2 separate regions of the Homo sapiens genome follow, and region 2 is linked to region 1. Evidence: chromatin loops called from intact Hi-C (ENCODE). Cell type or tissue: lower leg skin. All regions are shown on one strand. Links, peaks and the distances in the headings refer to the core of each region. The heading gives the core; the rest is flanking DNA. Region 1 overlaps CSMD2 (CUB and Sushi multiple domains 2). Region 2 has its middle 12 kb from the start of GJB5.

What was found. A loop is a pair of places that touch in the nucleus more often than their neighbours do. Peaks named below come from ENCODE experiments on the same cell type or tissue, not always from the same donor. Only the 100,000 strongest peaks of a DNase experiment are listed, where the experiment ranks them.
Region 2: a loop joins it to region 1, with 10 times the contacts of the local background. A loop is called at or near these places in 72 of 110 quality-filtered maps.

Annotation. Positions count from the first base shown.
Region 1 is chr1:33,628,140-33,638,456 of GRCh38, reverse strand. CSMD2 (CUB and Sushi multiple domains 2) reads left to right here. Exons shown (of 71, transcript NM_001281956.2): 30 at 1,903-2,097; 31 at 3,127-3,243; 32 at 4,922-5,035. Among named protein-coding and RNA genes, the nearest start is that of ZSCAN20, 160 kb to the right of the region's middle. RefSeq lists a silencer at 1,453-1,623 and enhancers at 1,586-2,516, 2,517-3,448, 4,416-4,922. In lower leg skin, for the core only: a CTCF peak has its summit at 5,299 (motif pointing left); DNase peaks (open chromatin) are centred at 3,446, 4,126 and 5,236.
Region 2 is chr1:34,738,092-34,748,408 of GRCh38, reverse strand. No RefSeq gene overlaps it. Among named protein-coding and RNA genes, the nearest start is that of GJB5, 12 kb to the left of the region's middle. In lower leg skin, for the core only: a CTCF peak has its summit at 5,535 (motif pointing right); DNase peaks (open chromatin) are centred at 2,568 and 5,550.

The DNA.
Region 1 (10,317 bases), core at 1,647-9,646:
AAGGTGGGGAAAGTGGTTATTGGGGACTACAGCTAGTTTTGCCTCTTATGAGCTGTGTGAACTTTGATTCCAAGTTACTTAATTTTTCTGAACTTTAGTAAGATTTAACCCACTTTGAATTTATAAAAAGGATAGATGAAACAAAAGACATGATGACAGGTCCCTGGATCTCTATGACTCACATATGGGTCACCCAGTGGCCAGTTCTATTCTGGCCAGAGACACTAGGCATATGGAGAAGACAGATTTGATAAAGGAGGTCAAGGCAATGCATCACGGGGCACATGAGGAAACCACTGAGGAGTGCCCTGTGACGAGTGGCCATGTTGTCGGTCCCACTTGGGTTTAAATGCAGTAGTGCATCCAGAGCTGCTCCACTCTCAGCTGCGGGCAACGACTTAAGGTGCAGGATCTTCTCACATGCTCCTGTGCAATAGTGAGACTCTCAGAGTTCCATCCCATCAGTCAACCAGATGATTGGCAGCTGAGTGACAGCCTCAAGTAGTGGCCGCCTCCTGTGTAGGTAATCTAAAAGGTACCCAGGTGACAAGGACGGCCCTCAGCAAAATTCCTCCTGAGCCATTCATCTCTGATGAATGAACACTGATCCCTTCTATTCTGGTTCTTCCCTCCTTAACTCCACTCTTTGAATTTCTGAGTCCTTCTGCAAGGACTGTCAGCACCCTTTTGTGAGTCCCCATCTCTAGACCTCTCTGTTGCCCCCCAATAATGTATCCTCCAAAATGCTCATCAGTCAACCTGATACTCAGTTGCATCTCCCTGGTACTGACTGGCCTCAGCTGTATCCTGTTACTGCCCAGCCCTGGTGACAACCCTCTTGACCATCAGTTATCTTAGAACAAGGAGGACGGAGGAAAGGTAATCATGCATAGAAGCGTGAGCATGGGCTCCCAGTTGCTGCTCAGGATTTCCAGCTGATGGTGAGGGATGCTGGAGAGTGTCCTACTCCAGAGATTTGGGACTTGGACTAGTACTCTCAAGCCACAGGCAATGTCAAGAGTGGTCTTGTTTGATGCAGAGCGACAGAGTAGAGGACTGTTTATTCATAAACTGTATGACTGATAGGGAAGACATGTAAGGGTCAATAGCCACATGAAAAAAATACTGTGGTTTTCATAAACTGGCAAGCACCCAATACCCAGTGCAGAGCCCTGGAAAACTGCACTGGAGACATCAACTTATCCCACCGGTCGGGTAACCCAACCCAGAGGTGGAAGTGAGTTTTGTACTTCCTCCCTGAATCTAAGTATTGGTACCCATGCACTCAGAAGAACCTGCAACAGATGGGTATGACTGGGCCTGCAGAACAGATGCCAGCTCTACTCCCCAGCCAGTGGTACAGATGGGGCAGAAGAGAGAGGAAGAGAAAGAGCATCTCCAAAAGCAGACTGTCTGCCCTGCTTCTCAGGTGAACACAAAAGGCCAGGAGGCTGCTGAGTGTGGGGGGTCAAAGATGAGTAAAGTGATGGGCTGTACCTAAGCACTGACCTTTACCACAGTGACCCTGCCGGCAGCTGAGATGTGGTCCAGGGACTGTCAGCCCCCACCAGCCAGAGAAACACATGTTTCCCTTGGGGAGGAGCAAGCAGGGGATGAGAGAGGGCCTCAGCGATTTTGCTGGGCCTCCTTCCTCTGTGGGTCAAGGCAAGAACATGGGGGGAGGAGGGGAAATTGCCCTCTTCAATGTGATTTCCATCCTTCAATTTCTACCCAAATTTAGAGACGTTTCTAGACCTGAGGGGAATAGGAGCCACAGTCACGCATCCCCGTGTGCTCTGTGGCTAATTAAAGTCGGGTTCTCCTCATGGGCACTGGAGCCCAAGAATAGCCTCCTCATGAGCCCTCTGTGTGTGTGCACGTGTTTGTATTTCTTTTTCCCAGAAAACCCGCGGGAGTCATGTTTTGATCCTGGTTCCATCAAGAACGGCACACGGGTGGGGTCCGACCTGAAGCTGGGCTCCTCCGTCACCTACTACTGCCACGGGGGCTACGAAGTTGAGGGCACCTCGACCCTGAGCTGCATCCTGGGGCCTGATGGGAAGCCCGTGTGGAACAATCCCCGGCCAGTCTGCACAGGTGGTGGAAGCCTGGGGATGGCAGGGGTCTGAGGAACTGAGGGCATGCCAGGGGCAGAGGGTGCTGTGGGCTGGGGAAGGGAGGGGGGCAAGGTCCTCAAGCCCGGCTCCTCCAAGCCTGGCAAACCTGGGTTTGCCGTGGATGTGTATAGAAGTGGCTTATAATTCACTAGGTGTGCAGTTCCTTTCAAGGTATCATCTCAGAACCCATGGTGTCCCTACCCCCATTCACATAGATGCTCATGCCCTCAACAGAGGCCCCCAGACATGCCACATCAGGGAGCTCACACCAGGGAGAAGTCATTTAAAGGTGGCTCCTGGACTAGTTCCTAGGCCTAGGGAAAATCACTGAGAGATCAGATATGTTGAAGTAAGGCCCGCAGGGTGTGCTGATTCCAGGTGGGTCTGGGTGAGCCATGGGGGTCCTGACAAGAGAGATAGGAATGAGTATCAGGGCTTTAAGAGCTTGGTGACCACCCATTGAAAAGCCAAGCATACCCCCTTTGTCATGGTAAGAGAGGCAGGCTCAGACCCGCCCCTTGTGGAAATTGGGCACCTTGGAGAGGAACAGAAGGTGGCTGGGTCACATGGGCTGGCCACTCCCCATGGGGTTAGTCCGGGGAAGCTTCAGCTCCCTATTCACACTGACACTCACTGTCCAGGTTAGATGTCAGCCAGGGCAGCAGATCATTTCTAGGCTCCACGTGTAAGCAGAAGAGGTTCCTAATGTGCTCCCTAAGGCTGTGACTTCAGGGACCAATGCCAGGGTTAATAGGTAGAGGGCAAGAACTGACACCTGCCCAAGAGGGCCCTCGGTAGCTTCAGGGCAAGTTTCAGGCTACATGCCAGGCCAGGGGTGCACGTTCTTGGGCAGGGCAGGGTCCGCAGGACTTGCCTTCTCCAAGCTAGGGCCTGCCCACCTCAGGGCAGCCCTACTGGGGCCAGAAGCTCAGGCTGGGGCAGAACAGAGGATGGTCACTGGTAAGAGGCCCACAAGGTCACCTGACTCTCTATCTGGTTTCTCTTTCAGCCCCCTGTGGGGGACAGTATGTGGGTTCGGACGGAGTGGTCTTGTCCCCCAACTACCCCCAGAACTACACCAGTGGACAGATCTGCTTGTATTTTGTTACTGTGCCCAAGGACTATGGTATGGGTTTTGGTTGTTGTTGTTCATATGTTTTCTGACTCCTCACCCTCATTCCAAAATGAGCAATTCCTCAGACGCCTCCCAATTATATACAGCCCCATTGTGGGAATCGCAGAACAGTCTCCCCAAAAGGACGGCCGAGTGCTGACGTTTCTCAAACGGGCTGCAGAATACATTCCGGACACAAGAGGGCAGAAGGGCACAAGTGAGCCCCGCCAGAACCAAGGGGACAGAGTTGGTGAGAAACTGGCCAAGACAGAGGGAAGGCAAGGTGCCCCAGGGGACTACCCAGTATGGCCCAAGTCCTAAGGGAGGTGCCGCAGATCTAGACCTGTTAGGAACCCAGGGTGAGTGGCCAAGGAGCAGGAGGGAGGAGAGGAATGGGATGGAGCTGGGCTTGAAAGTGCAGGTGAGGGAGACCAGGAGCCACATCATTCTGGTGTCCCATCTGAGAACCAAAGCCTGGTCCAGAAGCTATAGGTAGGACAAGCAAGAAAAAAGTGAAAAGCAGACCAGTGCCCTGGGAAGACAGAGAAACTTCCAGATTCCAAGAGATGTGGGCAGAAAAACCAACCCAGGCTCATTACCTGGTTGGCAGTGGGGACATTCAAGAGTCCTGCCAGCCTTGGAGGCATTCAGGAAGATGAAGGGCAACCAGGTGACCAGGCTGGCTTCTTTCTTCCTGGATCTCCTCTTTGTAGGAGGACTAACAACCATATCTAAACACAATTGATGTTGGATGTGGCAAAGGACATCAACATGTCCCGACCACCCAGGGGAGGAGCAGGACGGAGGGAGCAGCCTGCAGAGAGCCAGCTCCTTATTCCCCAAGACAGGATGGGCAAGCACAGAGCAAGGCCTGATGCTTGAGGCGTTCGCCAAACATTTAGTAAGCACCCATTGGGGGCCACGCACTTTACTGGGTCCTGGAGTTGCAGAGATGAGAGAGACATGTTCTCTGTCCTCTATAAATTCCCAGTCTCATCTCTACCCATAGCTCCAGCCATCAGTACACCCACTCCTGCCCCAGAACCAGGACACCTATGTACATGTACACACACTCCCCAATATACTGAGGTGGCAGGGGCCTCAGACCTGCAGGATCGCAGTTAGAAAAGTCCTGAAAGGCTGTCCAATCTGATCTGCTACCCAGAGCAGAATCCTTGGTAGGTGGGCATGCAGTTTGTGCCTGGATCCCTCCAGTGATAAGGAGCTCACAGCACTGACTACAGATCTCTGTATACAGTTTTCAACTCAATGACACTGACTAACTGACGTTGGGACGCATGAATGTGGGGTCCTGACATCGCATGGAGAATGAGGGATGGTACCCAAAGCCCTCTGATGGCCTCCAGATAGCTGCTGCAGCTGCTATCTGGGAAAGGAACAAAGTTGGCTCCATTTCGCCTCTACCCGCCTGACCTTTGGGTGCAGCCCTCCATGTTGTCTTGACCCTTGTGAAGGCCAGCCCGGCCTTCCCAGCTCCCCGCCTCCCTGTGCCGGGTGTCTGGCCACTGCCAGACTGTGCCACTGCACTAACCAGTGCAGCAAGCCACAGCCCAGGAACCAACAACTTCCCCAGGGCTGCCCTCCTCCTGGCTTGGGCCCCTAGACCCCTAGATCCCCTCTCCTGCCCCCAGCGTGCCTGCCCAGTCCCCACACTGTGTCTCCTCCACAGTGGTGTTTGGCCAGTTCGCCTTCTTTCACACGGCCCTCAACGACGTGGTGGAGGTTCACGACGGCCACAGCCAGCACTCGCGGCTCCTCAGCTCCCTCTCGGGCTCCCATACAGGTATCCGGGGCTCGGCCAGTGTGGGGATGGTTGTGGGCCGGGGGCATCACGTCCGGCTAAAGGAAGGAGGCTCTAGAAGCACCCCATGGCCGCAGGTGGAACCCTACGGCTCTGCGTGCCTGTCGTGTTCTGGTGCTTGTCTACAACGCAGCAGCCAGCTCGTGAGAGCTCCAACTAGCGGGGCCTTCAGCAGCTGCCCTCACCCAGACTGTGTCTACACCGCCCCCTTGTGGTGTAGCCTTCTCCTGTTGGTTCGTATTCAGATGCAACTTTTTTTCTTACTATAAATGTATTGCATTTTCATTATAGAAAACTTAGTGACAAAACAAAATAATTGCATACAGAATCAAAATAAAGACTACCCCGAAAGAGCCACTGACAAGATGTAGTGGATTTCCTTCCAGTCTTTGTATCTACTTCGACGTTTACATATTTTATTCAACAAACCAATATACATATTTTATTGAAATATTCGCTACGAGCTTTTCTCTGTCATTTTTTTTCTTCTAGGCTAGGATTTTTAAGTGCTACATAGTAGTCTCTCATACAGTTAGTTAAAATTTATGTAACGAATTCCCTATTATTGAACATTTAGATTGTAATGTTTTGTGCTTATGAATAGTAATGCAATGTATTGTACATACATCTTTATATACATTTCTGTTACTTTAGAATATCTAGAAGTGGAATTGTCAAGTTAAAGGATATGTGAGATCTTTAAGGCTTTTTATGCAGATTATCAAATATCCCTCTAGAAAGATCTTGTCAGTTTGATCACCAACAAGAAAGAGGGCATGTTTTATTCTCACAAAAACCAGGTAATTAAAAAAACAAAAGCGTCATCAGTTTGAAAAGTGAAAATGGTATCTCATTTTCTAATTTGCCTTGTTTTATTACTAGTTAGGTTAAATTTTTATAATGTGTTTATTGGCCTGTGCATTTTTTATTTGTGAATTTATTGTGAATTTGTGTCGATTTTTCTACAAGCACTTATTTTCTTATTTATTGAGTAGAGCTCCATATTTTATAAGCTACATAAATATATATAATATGCTATAAAAAGCCCTCCTCTCCAGCTTGTCTTTTGCTATATAATTTTCTTCAGGGTGCTTTAATGTCAGAATATGTAAATTTCCCATGCTATCAAATCTATCAATGTTTTCTTATATAGTTTTCTCCTTTGCTTTTATGCTGGTCAAATAAATATTCCTCTGTGTTTTCTTTCACTTCTTAGTTTCATCACACTGCTTTAATACCTTTGGAATTTATTTTGATTTATTATTTGATATAGGGAATCTAACCATATTCTTTCAAATATAGTTAATCAGTTGTCCTAGCAGAATTTTCAAAATGCCAAATTTACATATACTAAATTTTTATGAAGGGTCTGTTCTTAGACTTTTTATCCATTTCTTCCAAGTGTCTATTTATTCCTTTTTTAGTTTTAATTATTATAACACTATAATAGTGTTTACTATATAATAATTTTAAATACATGGTACTATAAGTCCCCAGAGCCATTCTTTGTTTTGAATTTTTATTGGCTGTTGTTGCTTACTTTTGCCTCCAAATTATATTTAGAAATATTTTGTTAAGTTTAAAACATTGCATCAGAATCTTGACTGGGATTTAATAAAACTTACACGTTAAATTAGGGTGAACTCACGTTTATATTAACTCTTCTTCCCATCCAGGAATACAATATGTCTCTCCATTTGTTTATCTTCTGTAGCCCTTGGGAGGGTGCTATAATTTTTATTTAGGCAGTATTCATTGTTTGTTAACTTTATTCCCAGATATTTCATGGAGATTTTTGTTGCTGTTGTAAATGGGTCTTTTTTCCCCCATTATGTTTTCTAGCTGGTCTTTACTAGTATATTCAAAGACTGTTGTTTTTGGCATATTTGCTTTGTAAAGTCATCAGACTCTTCATAATACTGCTTACACTGCCAACTAATTCTCCTGGCTCCTCTAGGCAAGAAGTAATATCATCTGCAAATAAATTTGTCTCATTATTTTATCTCCTCCTTTTCAGTGGCTTTTCTTTTATTTTCTTCCATGGTTATTGGTCTATTCAGGTATATTACTCTAATATCAATGTTGATATTTTAGCTTTTAGTAAAAAATCCATTTCATAATTTCATTTACATTTAGTACCACAATGTATATAATGTACTATGGTGATGTTTACCCTGCTTTGTATTAGTGGTGATATTCCTGCCTTTGTTATCCTGCATCGTGCATTCATCATCCCCTTTTTACTCGGCTGTACCAGGTGTTTTGTGTTTTTGTGGGTTTTTTTTAATTTTTATTGCTGCAATTTATCAATTATTCTGCAGTTTGTTGTTGCTTTTTTTTATTAATCTCTGCCTTTATTTCATCATTTCCTTCCTCATATTTTTCTTCTGATTATTTTGTTCTTGTTCTAACATCTTGAATTGAGAGCTCTGTTCATTATTTTCTCTGTGTAATAAAGAACATGTTTACAGCGATGTATTCACCTCCAAGCATAGTTTTGGCTTCATGCCATAAATTTTGATATGTACTATGTTCATCATCATTACTTTTTAAATAGCTCATCATGGTGTTGTTTACTCTTTTTGCCCAAGTGTTGGCTAAGAATGTCTTTTCTTTTCCCCTAAGAATATGGATTTTGTTCTTATTGCATTAAACTTTTGTGTTAATTTATATTTTTATTTCCATGTAGTGAAAGAATGTGGCCTGTACCATTTCTTCTTTGGGGATTAATTGAAGTCCCTTCAGTAGCCAAGGACCTTTTTTTTTAGTTTTCTAAATATTTAAGAAGGATGTGTGTTCTCTGTAAGGTAGAGAAGCAAGACGAATGAGCTCAGGCTCTACAATCACACTCTTTTCTTAGCTCTCCTATTTGTTTTCTAGGTGACTTAAGGCACAATACTTGACCTCTCTGAGCTTCAGTTTTCTCCTCTGTAAAATGCAAAGAAAAAGAGTCCTACCTCCTAAAGTTAGTGTTAGGAGTAAATGAGTTTTGTAATTGCCATTAAATCAATCTTACTCAATTTTGTTATTCAGATCTATTGTATCAGTGATTCTCAACCAAATGAATTTTTTGTAACCACCACCTCACACATACACACCCAACCAAGAGTGTAAATCAGGAACTCCTGGAGTAGGATGCCTTTTCAAAACAGATAGATAGATAATGTATAGCTATAGATTTAGAGTTATAGTAAGGATTTTCAAGTAAAGAGCTATAGAGAGGTCTACATTTAAGACCTATAGATGTAAATATGGATGTAGATATAGGTGTATAGGACCAATAGAAACAGGAAGTAAGGAAGGAAGGAAGCAAGGAAGGAAGGAAGGAAGGAAGGAAGAAGATGGGGGAGGAAGATGAGAGAGTGAGAGAGAAAGAGAGAAAGATGTATAAGACCTGTAGATATAAAACTCCTGACCTCAAGTGATCTACCTGCCTCAGCCTCCCAAAGTGCTGGGATTACAGTGAAACCCCATCTCTACTAAAAATACAAAAATTCACTGGGCATGGTCGTGGGTGCCTGTAATCCCAGCCACTCGGGAGGCTGAGGCAGGAGAATCACTTGAACCCGGGAGGTGGAGGTAGCAGTAAGCCAAGATCGCGCCATTGCACTCCAGCCTGGGCGACAGAGAGAGACTCCGTCTCAAAAGAAAAAAAAAAAACCTGTAGATATCAATATCAGTATATTCAGAGAGTCCCTTATTCCTCATTTGGAGAAACACTGATAACAAGCCATTGGTACTGATGGGAGTGCACTATGTCCCTGTCCCTGAGTTGCGTTGGGGGAGAAAAAGCTTAAGGACCGCTACTCAACAGTCTTCATTTTGTTTTTCTATTTGATGTATCAATGATTGTGAATGTTGCATGAAAGTATTTCCCATTACAGTTATGATATTTTGTTGTCTTCTTGTATATCTAGCAATTTTTGCATCTGTTTTCCTGACATATCTTCTCTCATTTTCTCCAAGTCTTTCTCTTTTAAGAGGAAGTTGACTCATTTATTTTACAAGTGAATTATTTGGTCTGATATCTGTCATCTTGTGTTGTTCTTTCTGCGCTTTTGTTTGTGTTGTTTTGATTTTGCTTCCTCGCTTTTCCATACATACCTGACCCATCTCTAATTTTCAAGTTTTTCTTGATATATTTGGACTTTTATATTAATGTTATAGTAGTTATTTTTTAAATTGTGGACTTCTTCCCCAAGAGCAAATTTTTGAATTTGCATTTGCATTTTGTTTTGTTAGCTCATTGACAATAGTTATTATACTTTTCTGGTTGTATTTATCCCTGCTGGTGTCTGAATTCCCTACTTTAGTTTTGGGTTTTGTTTTTTTTTTTTTCAGTAGGGCTTATAACTGCAGTACTTTCTGTACCATGCATATATGAGAATGCTTTCCTTTTGACATGGGATATAAATGACACCTTGATTGTAAATCAAATTACGGGTCAAACTTTATCTTTCAAAACTGCAGTAATTATTCCACTCTATTCCAACATTTACTGTTACAGACAAATTGGGGTCCAACGTGATTCTTTGTCCTTGTAAGTAACCTGTGCTTTTCTGTCTATGTGATTTTCTTTTTTTGTTGTTGTTAATTAAAAAGCCCACTGGGAGGTGTTGTGGTGGAGGTCTCTTCTCACTAATTCTACCTTGCACTTGGCAAATATTTCAATCTGTACCTCACATCTTAGGAAAAGTGTCTTCTTTCTTAAATGATTTTTTTTTTTTTTTTTTTTGAGACAGAGTCTCACTCTGTCACCCAGGCTGGAGTGTAGTGGTGCAATCTCAGCTCACTGCAACCTCTGCCTCCCAGGCTCAAGAGATTCTCCTGCCTCAGCCTTCCGAGTAGCTGAGACTCCAGGTGTGCTCCACCATACCCGGCTAATTTTTGTATGTTTAGTAGAGATGGATTTTCACCATGTTGGTCAGGCTGGTCACAAACTCCTGACCTCAGGTGATCCGCCCGCCTCAGCCTCCCAAAGTGTTGGGATCACAGATGTGAGCTACTTCACCCTGCCTTAAATGATTTTTTTTCTCCTTCAATTTCTCTGTCTTCTCTTTCTGAAATTCCTGATACATGCATATGGATTTTTTTTTCATCTTTCACGTCACTTGTCATTTCTCTCGTTATTTTAATCTCTTTATCCTTTTTCTGTGGATTCTGAGAGAATTTCCCAAATTTCATCTCGACTTCACTGTTCAGTTTTTGTGGAATCCAGCTGCTTGCACTAGCATTTCTCATCTCTTTGCAGCCTTTATTGATCT
Region 2 (10,317 bases), core at 917-8,916, 1.1 Mb before region 1:
GATTGATGGAGCTGGGGTTGTGGCTCAGTTCTTGTTGACCCCAGAGTCTATTCTCTTACCACAGTATGGAGACTGTCTGGCTGTCTGTGGGAGGAGAGTGAGGAGGGAGACAGGTTTGGTATCAGTGATTAGGAAGGGTGGGGGTGCCACAGGTAGAGGCAGGAGAACTTGAGGGTGGGGAGATGACGTTGTCAGACCAGGCCATTGCCAGTGTGAAGGGACCTCAGGGTGTCCAGGTGAAGGGGTCCACTCCCAGGTCACTTTTAGCACCTGGAGCCTGGGCCTGGTGGTCTGAGGAATAGAGGATTGTGGCTGGAGATATTTTGGGGACCTGGTGTCTGATTAGCCAAGGGGAATGAGGCAAAGGGAGGAGATGGAAATGCTGTTCAGGTGCCTTGCTGGACAGCCTCAGTGGGTGGCGCTTCAGGAGATCAGGGTTGGGGAGGGGCAGGAAAGGGGAGGAGAGAGAGGTTGGGGGAAGCAGGTCTGGGAGGGGGAGATGGCGCATCCAGTTTGGAGGTGTTCAGTTGGAGGGAGATGTCTGGGGAGAGTTGGCTGAACAAGTCTGGAGCACGGGAGGACGCTCCTAGCTGGAGATAATGATCCAGAGAGTAAGCCGTGATGCCCAGGACAGACAAAAGGGGCCAGGCCTGGGGTGTCCAGACCAACTGTGGCCTTAGTGCTTGGTGGAGGTTGGAGGGATGCCCCCGCCATTCAGTCTCTCTGACCTTCCACAAGGTAATGAGGATCCCACCCTCCTCACCCAGCGGGCCCCTCCGTAATCGGCTTCCCTGGGGATGTTTGAGCGAAACGGAATAGCGAGGCAGGCAGGGAAGAAGGGAGGGAGAACTGGTTATCGCTTCCCCTCAGCTCCAAGTGGATAATTACACAGCTCTCCGAGCCCCAGGACTGGGCCAGGCGGCAACCCATACAGACAGCCTCTCAAAATTAATGGGACTCCAAGGGGTTTGGGGTGGGGGAGCACCAAGGCTGAGAGAGGCTGAGGAGAGAGAAACTAGACATGGGAAGACTGTGTCTGACAGAAAGCCCAAGATGCAGGGTCTGAAGCAGAGATGGAGGGAAAGAGCAGGGAAGTTGAAGTTCAGAGAGGTTAAGTCACCTGCTCAGAGTCACACAGCAGCAAAGCTGGGATTTGGCCTCTGTTTGTCTGTGTCCAGAGAGCATGCTCTTTTTTTTTTTTAATTATACTTTAAGTTTTAGGGTACATGTGCACAATATGCAGATTTGTTACATATGGTGGACCTTCTCCCTCACTGAGAAGGCCCCTGGAAACAGGACTTCAGCACACAAACCCTGCATCAGAGCTGCTTCCGGTCTGAGTGAAGGTGGAGACCTAGGGAAGAGCAGTGACTTTCGTAGATGTGAGGGAGGAAAAGGGAGCAGGTGTGACGGATCCTTCCAGTCAGCTGGCATGGGGCCCCTCCCTCGTCTGTTGGAACTAAGGGCGCCTCTGCGTCCCGCCCCTCCGCACCCCCAGCAGTATGCCTCTCTAGCATGCTTCCGGATTCACCTGGAGTTTGGTTTATAGTTACTGTGCCAATGGTAGTCTCTTAGTTCTATAGATGTGCCACGGCTATGTGAGATGTTATCAGTATACAGGAGCTATTTGTACTATCTTTGTAGTTTTTAGATTCTTCCAAAATAAAAAGTTTATTATAAAAACCCCACAACCAACAGCAGATTCCAGCTGTTGGTTGGGGGCAGGGAAGGGGGCTAATGAGGGGAGAGGCCAGGCCCCAGAGGGGAACTGGGGTGCAGAATATTGATGCAGGCCCCCACGACAGTGTTCTCATTTAGCTCAGGCATACGAGGGCCCCGTGGCACTCGAGTTAAGCCATTCGGGTCAGTATCATTCACTTAGGTCCCCACTGGCCATGTCACCAGGGCCTCAACCTGAGTCTACGCTGTGCGCACTTAAGATTCAATCCACTAGGAGGGTGAGGATGCCAGGGGTAAGCACCGGAAATATCTACAACTTACTTCACATCTGTTATGTGCTGGTAGTCTCCTAAGCTGCTTCATATACAGCGTCAGTTTGAATTCTCACAAAATCCCATCTCCTGGAGGAGTCTGAGGCACAGAGAGGTTAAGTAACTTGCCCAAGGTCACACAGTATGTTCTGACCAGAACCCTTCTGATAGCCAGGATGGGAGACCTTTTAAAGCTTGCCCCATGAAGGGGACACACTGTAGGTATGGCAGGACTTCTATGTCTCTCAGGGCAGGAGCCACTGGACCAGCAGGTTTCTGGCAGCCTGCAGCTTGGGAGCCAGCAGGACTGAGAGGGGCTCTGGCCCATCTCCCAGGAGCTTCTTGGGCATCTCGGCTTGGCTCTTCTCTGCATGGTTGCTCTGTCCTCTCTTACACCTGGTCCCCAAGGCTATTCTGTCTGCTCTACTCCATGGTGAAGCTCAGCTTCTCTTCCTGGCCCCTGCGCTCGCTGCTCCCAGTCTAGCTGAAGGAGTGACTGATTGGCCCAGCTCCTCCTCCTGAGGATTGGCCGCCCTTGGGTCCAGGTGTCTGTGACCTGGATGGGCAAGACAAGTAGGACAGTATGGTTCAGTGCCATGAGCCCCGGCTCTGCAGATGGATTGCTTAGATTTAAATTCCACTTTCTCCCTGTGTGACCCTGGGCAAGTGACTTCACTTTTCTGTGCTCTTGACTCATCCTTGGAGGTAACAGTGCTATCTTCCCCATGTGAAGACTGAATACATGATGCTGTGTGAATGAATGCATGCAGAGCCCCGGCCCAGAGGACGCAGTCTGCTACCACCGCTTTTTGCCATTATTATTGCTGCCATCATAGATCACAGTGTGTCTACTTGGCAGGGGCAGTGAGTAGGGCAGGGAGTGATGGACACACCTCCTACACCCAGCCAGCCCAGGGACTGCTCATCCTGATGCTCCTAACCTGTCTGTGAATCTGGGTAAAAGACTTCCTAAGGAAGGGGAGAGTTCAGGCTTCAGGCTTCAAGTTGTGTGTCTGTGTGTGTGTGTGCACGTGTGTGCGTGCACGTGGAGAAGTAATGCCCCCTCTGTCCCCAACTGCCGTGCCTGAGCCCTTGGGCTATGGCCTTGCTTTGTCTCTTATGCCCTGACAGTGGTGAGGGAGGGCTCTTCCCTACCTCAGCAGAACACAGGTAAATGTGTGTGCAAATGATAGGCTTTTAGGGGGAAAGTAAGGACTTTGCCTCTCAATCAGGAATCTTCCAGGATTACAGAAGATTCTGACAGCATCTGGGTGAATGAGCGAGTGGGTGCTGGGAAAGGAAGGCAGATCTTGTGGGCAGAGCTGCAAAGCCTGAGCTCCTCCAATCCTGCTCTGTGGAACACCTACTTCTCCCACCTCAGAATCCTGCCTAGAAGTCTCTCTGTACCCCCAACCCCCGCCACCCACCTCCAGCTGCTGGGCACACTGGTGCAGATCACAGGCCCAAGAAGCCTGAGGGCTCTGGTGCTAGGATGGCTCAGGCCTTCAGGTATGGGGCCCAGGCAAGACGTGGGATGGGGAAGAAAGGCCAAGAGGAGGCTGAGTTATCCTAGCAAACAATAAGACGTTGCACATGTGCACACCTACAAAGCTCCTAGAAACATCTCTAGCTCATGGCAAGTGCTACCTATGTGCTATTAATGCAAATGAAGATAGATGAGAATGAAGAGGCCTGCGTCAGAAGCTTCCGGAGTCTGCTGACAACCAGAACACAACCTCCTTGGGACCCCGCACCTGCTGGAGAGAGGGGACACCAGCACGGGACAGAGTGCTTACTTTGTGCCAGATACGGTTCATTTAATCCCAACAGCTACACAATGAGGTGTGATGATCATCGGCCCATCTTCCAGGCAAGAAGATGAAGGCTTAAAGTAGTTAAATAACTCTTTTTCTGTTCATTTTGAGCATGTCAAGATGACTTCTTTGCACCTGCTCTTCCCTGTCTGCAGTGCTTATGCTCCGCCCTAAAATATTCACAAAGCCAGGATACAAAGCTATAACAAATCACCCCCAAATTTAATAGCTTACAATCACAAGTATTTATTATCTCCAAGTTTCTGTTGGTCAGGAATTCTGGAGCAGCTTCAGGACCACATGATGATGTTTATGGGACCTAGGCACTTTTGCCTTTTATGGCCTCTTCCCTTTTCAAAGAATATTTGAAAAATCACATTTCATGATTGTGTTGGTATAAAGATAAATATATTAATGTTATATATTAAAAACATTTTCTTTGACCTAAAAGTTCCTTCTTTCTCCTAATTTTAAAAGAAGTGAAAAACATTTTCACTGGTCCTAAATGTCTTGTGGGCCCAAGGCATGGTGCCTCCTGTGTTTAGCGGACAAATTGGCCCTGAGTGGCTTAGCCAGCTAGTTCTGGCTCGGGGTCACTCAAGTGGCTGCAGTCACCTGAAGGCTTGACCGAGGCTGGATGGTCCATTTCCATGATGGTGCACTCACATGGTTGCTGGCAGAAGGCCTCAGTTCCCCGCTGTGGGCCTCTCAATGGGTTGACTTGAGTGTCCTCATGATATGACAGCTGCTTCCCCTAGAGTGAGAGAGGGGAAAGTAGGGCGGAATCCTTTTATGCCGTATCTTGGAAGTCATCCATGGTCAAATATCATTACTTCTGCCACATTCTTCTTGTGAGTCATTAAATACAGCTTGCACATAAGGGATGTAGGGGAAGGGAAATTAGTCTCCACTTTTTGAAGGCAGTGGACGGACATATTCAAAAACCATTATACTTGGCTTCAGACAGGCCTTCCCTAGGTCACCTAACTTTGACTCTTGTTGCCACCCTCCAAGTCCCCTATAACACATCACTCAACTTATCGCCATCGGAGATTACCTTGTTCATTGATTCAAATTGTTTGTCTGCCCCAGCTGGAAGGTAAGCTCCTTTGTGGGAGCGGACCTCATCAGTCTGTTCTCTGCCTTTGTTCTAGGGTCTAGCGTAAAGCCCAGCACCCATGAGGCTCTCAGTAAGTATTTGGTGAATGCAGGAATGAGTGAATGAATGAGCTTTGGTGGTGGTGGTGGGAGAACCTGCAGTCACTTCAAACTGGTGGTGGAAGGGGAGTGTGTGGAGAGGCTGAAGCTCTCCGCTTGGGGTTTGTTGGCCTGGGATGGTTTCCGAGGCTCAGGGGATTGGGAAGGAGGTTTGGCAGGGAAGAGCAGAGTAGAGCAGTAAGGGAGTGAGAAGCCTGGAGAGGCTGGATGACCAGAAGGCATGGAATTACCTTGTGAGCGCAGACCCCAGATTATAGGATCTAGTGGGGTCTAGTTGCTACACATGTAGCAACAGGAAAATTACAATGCATTATGGCAGATGCCTAACAGGAGTGTGTTCAGGACCCATTAGGCTGGACGCTGATGCTGACCGCTGAACGGAGGACTTTGCTTTTGGCCACACCCTTGACTGTGGACTTTGCTCACTTGCCGAGGTGTTAGGGGATTGCTGAGTCCTGGGGAGACACACTTGGCTGCTGGTCGCTGCAAGACTAGCTCACCTGCCCGGGCTGCTCCATTCAGCCGCTGGGGGGCAGCAGAGGCCCAGGCTTGGCGGCAGCGCCCGGGCTCCTGCAGCCTCCGCCCTCAGAGCCGTTCTGTGCTGCCAGCGACCAGCCACCAGCGACCAGCTCCTGCTCCTGTAGGGGCAGAAGCTGCTGGGTGGGGTGGAGGTCACAAGTTTGGGGTGTTCCAGTCTGTGCTCCTTCTGAATTGTTCCTTCCACTCTCCCCTGAGCCTTCTCCTAGTGTCCTTTCCTCCTTTACAAATCTTCCCAGAAGATGAAAGCAGAGAGGTGGCGGTGGAATGGGGGCCTGGAACTTGTCGACTTCAATGAAGGAGTTGGACTTTACCCTAAGAGCCATGGAAAGTTCACTGAAGTCCCTGATTTGTGTTTGCAGAAAGATACCTCTGGCTATCGGGAAGCAGAAAGCCCAGACAAGAAGCTGCTTCAAGGCTCAGGTGGGAGAGGGGTCAGAGAAGAACCAGTGAGACAATGAGGTGGATGGTGGGTACCCCCTCGCTGGGACATGGGGAGAGCTGGGCTGAGTGCAGGGGGGCAGTGCTGAACCCCAGAATGAGCACACTATTGCAGTGGTGGCAGAGGGTTCAGGACACAGGGCCCCCAGCCCAGATAGGCCTGGGTTCAAGGCTAGGATTCCCTTCACGGGGGTGACAGCAGGTAGAAGGGGAGCAGCCCTCCACCCTAGATGGACTGGCTTGCTAGAAAGTGAGTCAGGAACAGGGGCCAGGGACCCACAACTGAGCACAAAGTGAGGTGTTGGACTTGACCGTGGTGGAGTCTCTGACCAGAGCTGGGCTCAGAAGGGCAGCTGGCCCTCTAATTCCTAAAGGCTGTTCTCTCATGCCATGTGCTCCAAAGGTGCTGTCATCAGACATCAGGGACAGTGTGAGGAAGCCCTAGAGGATTGGCCTGGTCTTGGCCCTGACCTGGAGTTGACTGGAGTCCTACACTTTCCAACTTGGGGCTGAATCCACAGGCCTCGCCAGCCTTTGTGCCTGCTGCCTGCTGGCCTTCACCCCACCTGGCTCCAGGTCCTCCAGGTCCTCCAGGTCCTCCAGGTTGGTACTGAGCTGGAAGCTGGCTGTGTGATCACAGTTGAACTTGTGCCCAGAGACTACAGTTGGGCTGGGTCTAGCAGAGGGCCTCGCTGCCTCCCAGGGATCCTAAGGTGGACTGCTCCTCTAAACCTTTGCTGTAGGTGGTGAAGGACTCATCCCTGAGCCGCCAGGAAGGTTTGGCCCAGAGACTATAGTTGGGCTGGGTCTAGCAGAGGGCCTGGCTGCCTCCCAGGGTTCATAAGGGGGACTGCTCCTCAAAACTCTTGCTGCAGATGGTGAAGGACTCATCCCTGAGCCGCCAGGAAGGTTTGGGCTTGTGCCCCTCTTCCCCTTCCCACCGGCTGTTCCTGGCATCTGCAGCATTCTCTCACTGCTCCCTTTTACCTGGCCAACTCCTAGTCATCTTGATGTCTCAGTTTAAATGTCACTTCCTTGGAAACAATTTTAGTGCACCCATTATTCTTGCTCAGAGCGTCCTTTGCTTTTCCTGCAGTGTATTTATTACAGCTTATTATACTTTTACTTGGAGAGAGAGAGAGAGAGAGAGAGAGAGAGTGTGTGTGTGTGTGTGTGTGTGTGTGTGTGTGTTAACATCTTGACCCCCTGAATAGACTGGAAGCTCCCTGGAGACCGGAAGCATGTCTGTTTTACTCATGATTATAGTCCCAGGCTCTAGCCCCAGGCCTGGGATACTGCAGGCACTCTAAAAATATTTGTTGAATGGGTGAAGGAAAGAAAGAATAAACGCATTATGGATGCCCCTGGGGATGCCCTATGTGTTGGGAATTCATAAAGCCACAGAGTAAACCTGGCATGTCTCTGGATCATCAATTTTACTTGATGGCAAGGAATTAGAAGCATTCTATTTACTTATTAATAGAATATTTTACATTACAAAAGTAATACATGTTCCTTGTCAAAATTCAATCAATAGGCATTGAAACAAACCCTGACACATTATGGAGTACAACAAAAAGTTCACTTGACTTTTAAAGAGAAAATAGGAGGCTTCAAAGACATTTTGAGCTTAAGAGGGGCCAGACTGACCTGCAGTGCAGGCTCCTGCAGGGATGAGGTCACTCCTGTGGGTTAGGGCACCTCCATGGGAGAGGCTGAGAAACTGCTGTTAGGCAATTGCGCTGTTGTTGGCGCTGTGGCTCTAGAGCCTGGGCGCTGACTGCACTTGGAGAGAAAGCAAACGCCTGCTTTATATACCGAGAAGTCGTCTGGCCAGACTCCAGGGGCAGGGGCCTGGAGGAGAAGAGTGTTTTTGTGGAGGAGTGGGGATGCAGGGAGGCTTTCTAGGGGGTATCAGGAAGGAAACCTTCCTGGTAACGAAATAACAAAAATCCTTTCGGAAGAGTGAGAGAGTGGGGGTGCTGTAACAGGTCAGCCACTTCAGAGGGGCTGGCTGTCCCAGGCCGCGGGCATCACGGCTGGAGAGTACCGGGGAGGTGGGAAAGTAGGTGGGGGGGATGTCATTGGGTTGGCTGAAGGGGCAACCCACGGCCATCCAGGGAGACCAGCAGCGAACGGGCCGTGGAGAATGACACTATTATGTGCAAAATGTACAGCTCGAGGTGGAGTCAAAGATGTGGGCCTGGAGCCTGACAGATCCGGGTTCAAATCCCAGCTCTGCCATTTTTAGTGATGTGACTTTGGTCAAGTCTTTCCCTCTCTGAGCCTCATTTGTTCCATTGGCACAAGGAGAATCCTGATCACCATCTTGAAGGGGGTTGTGATGGTTCCATTAGGTATCTGTTCTCTGTACGTTCAGATCACCTGGGTAGTGTTTTAAAAAATACTGATGTCTGGGCTTCAGCTCAACTATCTGAAGCAGAGTCTCTGGGAGTGCATCCCCAGCATCTAGGATGCTTTGACAGAGCCCCAGGTGATTCCGTGTGCAGCCAGGAGAATCCCTGCCAGAGGTGATCTGAACACAGCCTTGTGATTGTCTCCAGCAGAGGAAGAGGTTCCTGTTTCCCGATTAATCCACCACAGTCTGCCCCAGGCTTTGTGGTCAGTCCACAAGCTGCCTTTGTGCCTCTCACTGGGCTTTTCTCCTCTGCCTGGCTTGTTTGCTCTTTGTCTGGGTCCCAGCTATCAGGCGCAGGGCATGAGCCAAGTGCCCACTGGGATGCAGCTGCTTTCTGTCCAGTGGCTTTGGGGGTGACAGACAGATGCAGACCTACTGGGAGAATGACGAAGGGGCGGACAAGCCAGGCCTAGAGCGAGGAACACCCCTCCTTCCCCGCAAGGAAGATCCAGAAAGAGATTGACTTGGTGCTTAAACTTGAGCTGCACCAGAAGCCCCGGGGGTTGGGGGAGGGGTGTTAAAATACAGATTGCCAGGTCCCCAACCCCAGGGCATCCGATTTGGTAGGTCTAGGGTGGGGCTGGGAATGTGCACTTCTGACAAATTCCCAGGTGACACTACTGGCCCCCTGGACTACACTTTGAGAACCACTGACTTAGAGGCCCACAGAGAAGTCAGCTACACACCACCTCGGCCCACACATACCCAGAGCCAGAGAGCAGCAGGCCCAGAGGAAAGGCGGGCCGTCAAGCAACCCACAGACACCCTCTAGTCAGAGGAGGCACCGAGGAGGCGAGAGACCCGGACACACATCAGCAGAGCTGGGGGAGACAAGGACCCCAGTATAGACCCAGGGAGGAGACACCTAAGGGACAGAGAGAGTGACATCTTCCTGGCCCCTCACCCCAGCTCAGAGAATGACCTCGGGAAACAGAGTGGTAGGCTGACCCAACGACAGACAGACAGACTGACTGGAGGACAGAGAGGCTGGTGGAGATTCGCAGTGCGTGAGCACCGAGCAGCCGGGGGGAGCTCTAGGGTGTGCTGGTGCCAACTTGTACCCCTCAGTTTTCAGGACATTTGCGGGTGAATTGTAAACCCTTAATTGTTGGAAGTTGGCCCTGCTGGGAGTGTTCACCCCGTGTGGACACCCTGTGAACCCCAAGTGGTGGCGACTTTAGAAGCAATGCCTCCTCTTTTCTGACCTAGGTTTGACCCATGTGGGACTTTTTGCCCTTCTGCTCAAAGGTCAGGTGCTGCCACCTGCTCCAGGAAGCCTTTCTGACTGCTCCACCCATGGGGTGGAGATGCTTGTCTCCCGGGAGTTCTGTGGCGTCAGCTTCTCAAGCCTTCTGTGGATTTTTCAGGGTTTTGGTTCATTGTTTCTGGTGTGACTCCGGGTTGTATCACCCCTTTCCCGGCCCTCAGTGTCCTCAGTGGGGATTGGCTGAAGGATTCCTAGGGCCTCTTCCACTTGAAATAATTTGTGTTTACTCCCTCTTTCCTACCTTTTTTGGGTTGTGTTCCCCTGTCCTTGAAATTTTCTTGCGTAAGGCCCATCAATATATGTATGTTTATTTATAAAATCTATATGTTATGAGACATATATGAAGTATAAATTTAACAGGATGAGATAAAAATACAAATGGAAGTTACTCTGTGTGTATATATACACACATATAAATGTATGTAAATAGATATATATTTATATATTTATTTTCAACAGTGCTTGAGAAGTAATATAAATATATAGTAACTATAAATATTTGATTACTGTTATCAAATAATCAGAGAACAGGGGTAGCTGTTTGCTCATTATTTGATAGTAACAGTAATAGAATATTTACTCAGCGCTCTTGTTATGAGCTGGGTACTGTGCTAATTGCTTTACATGAAT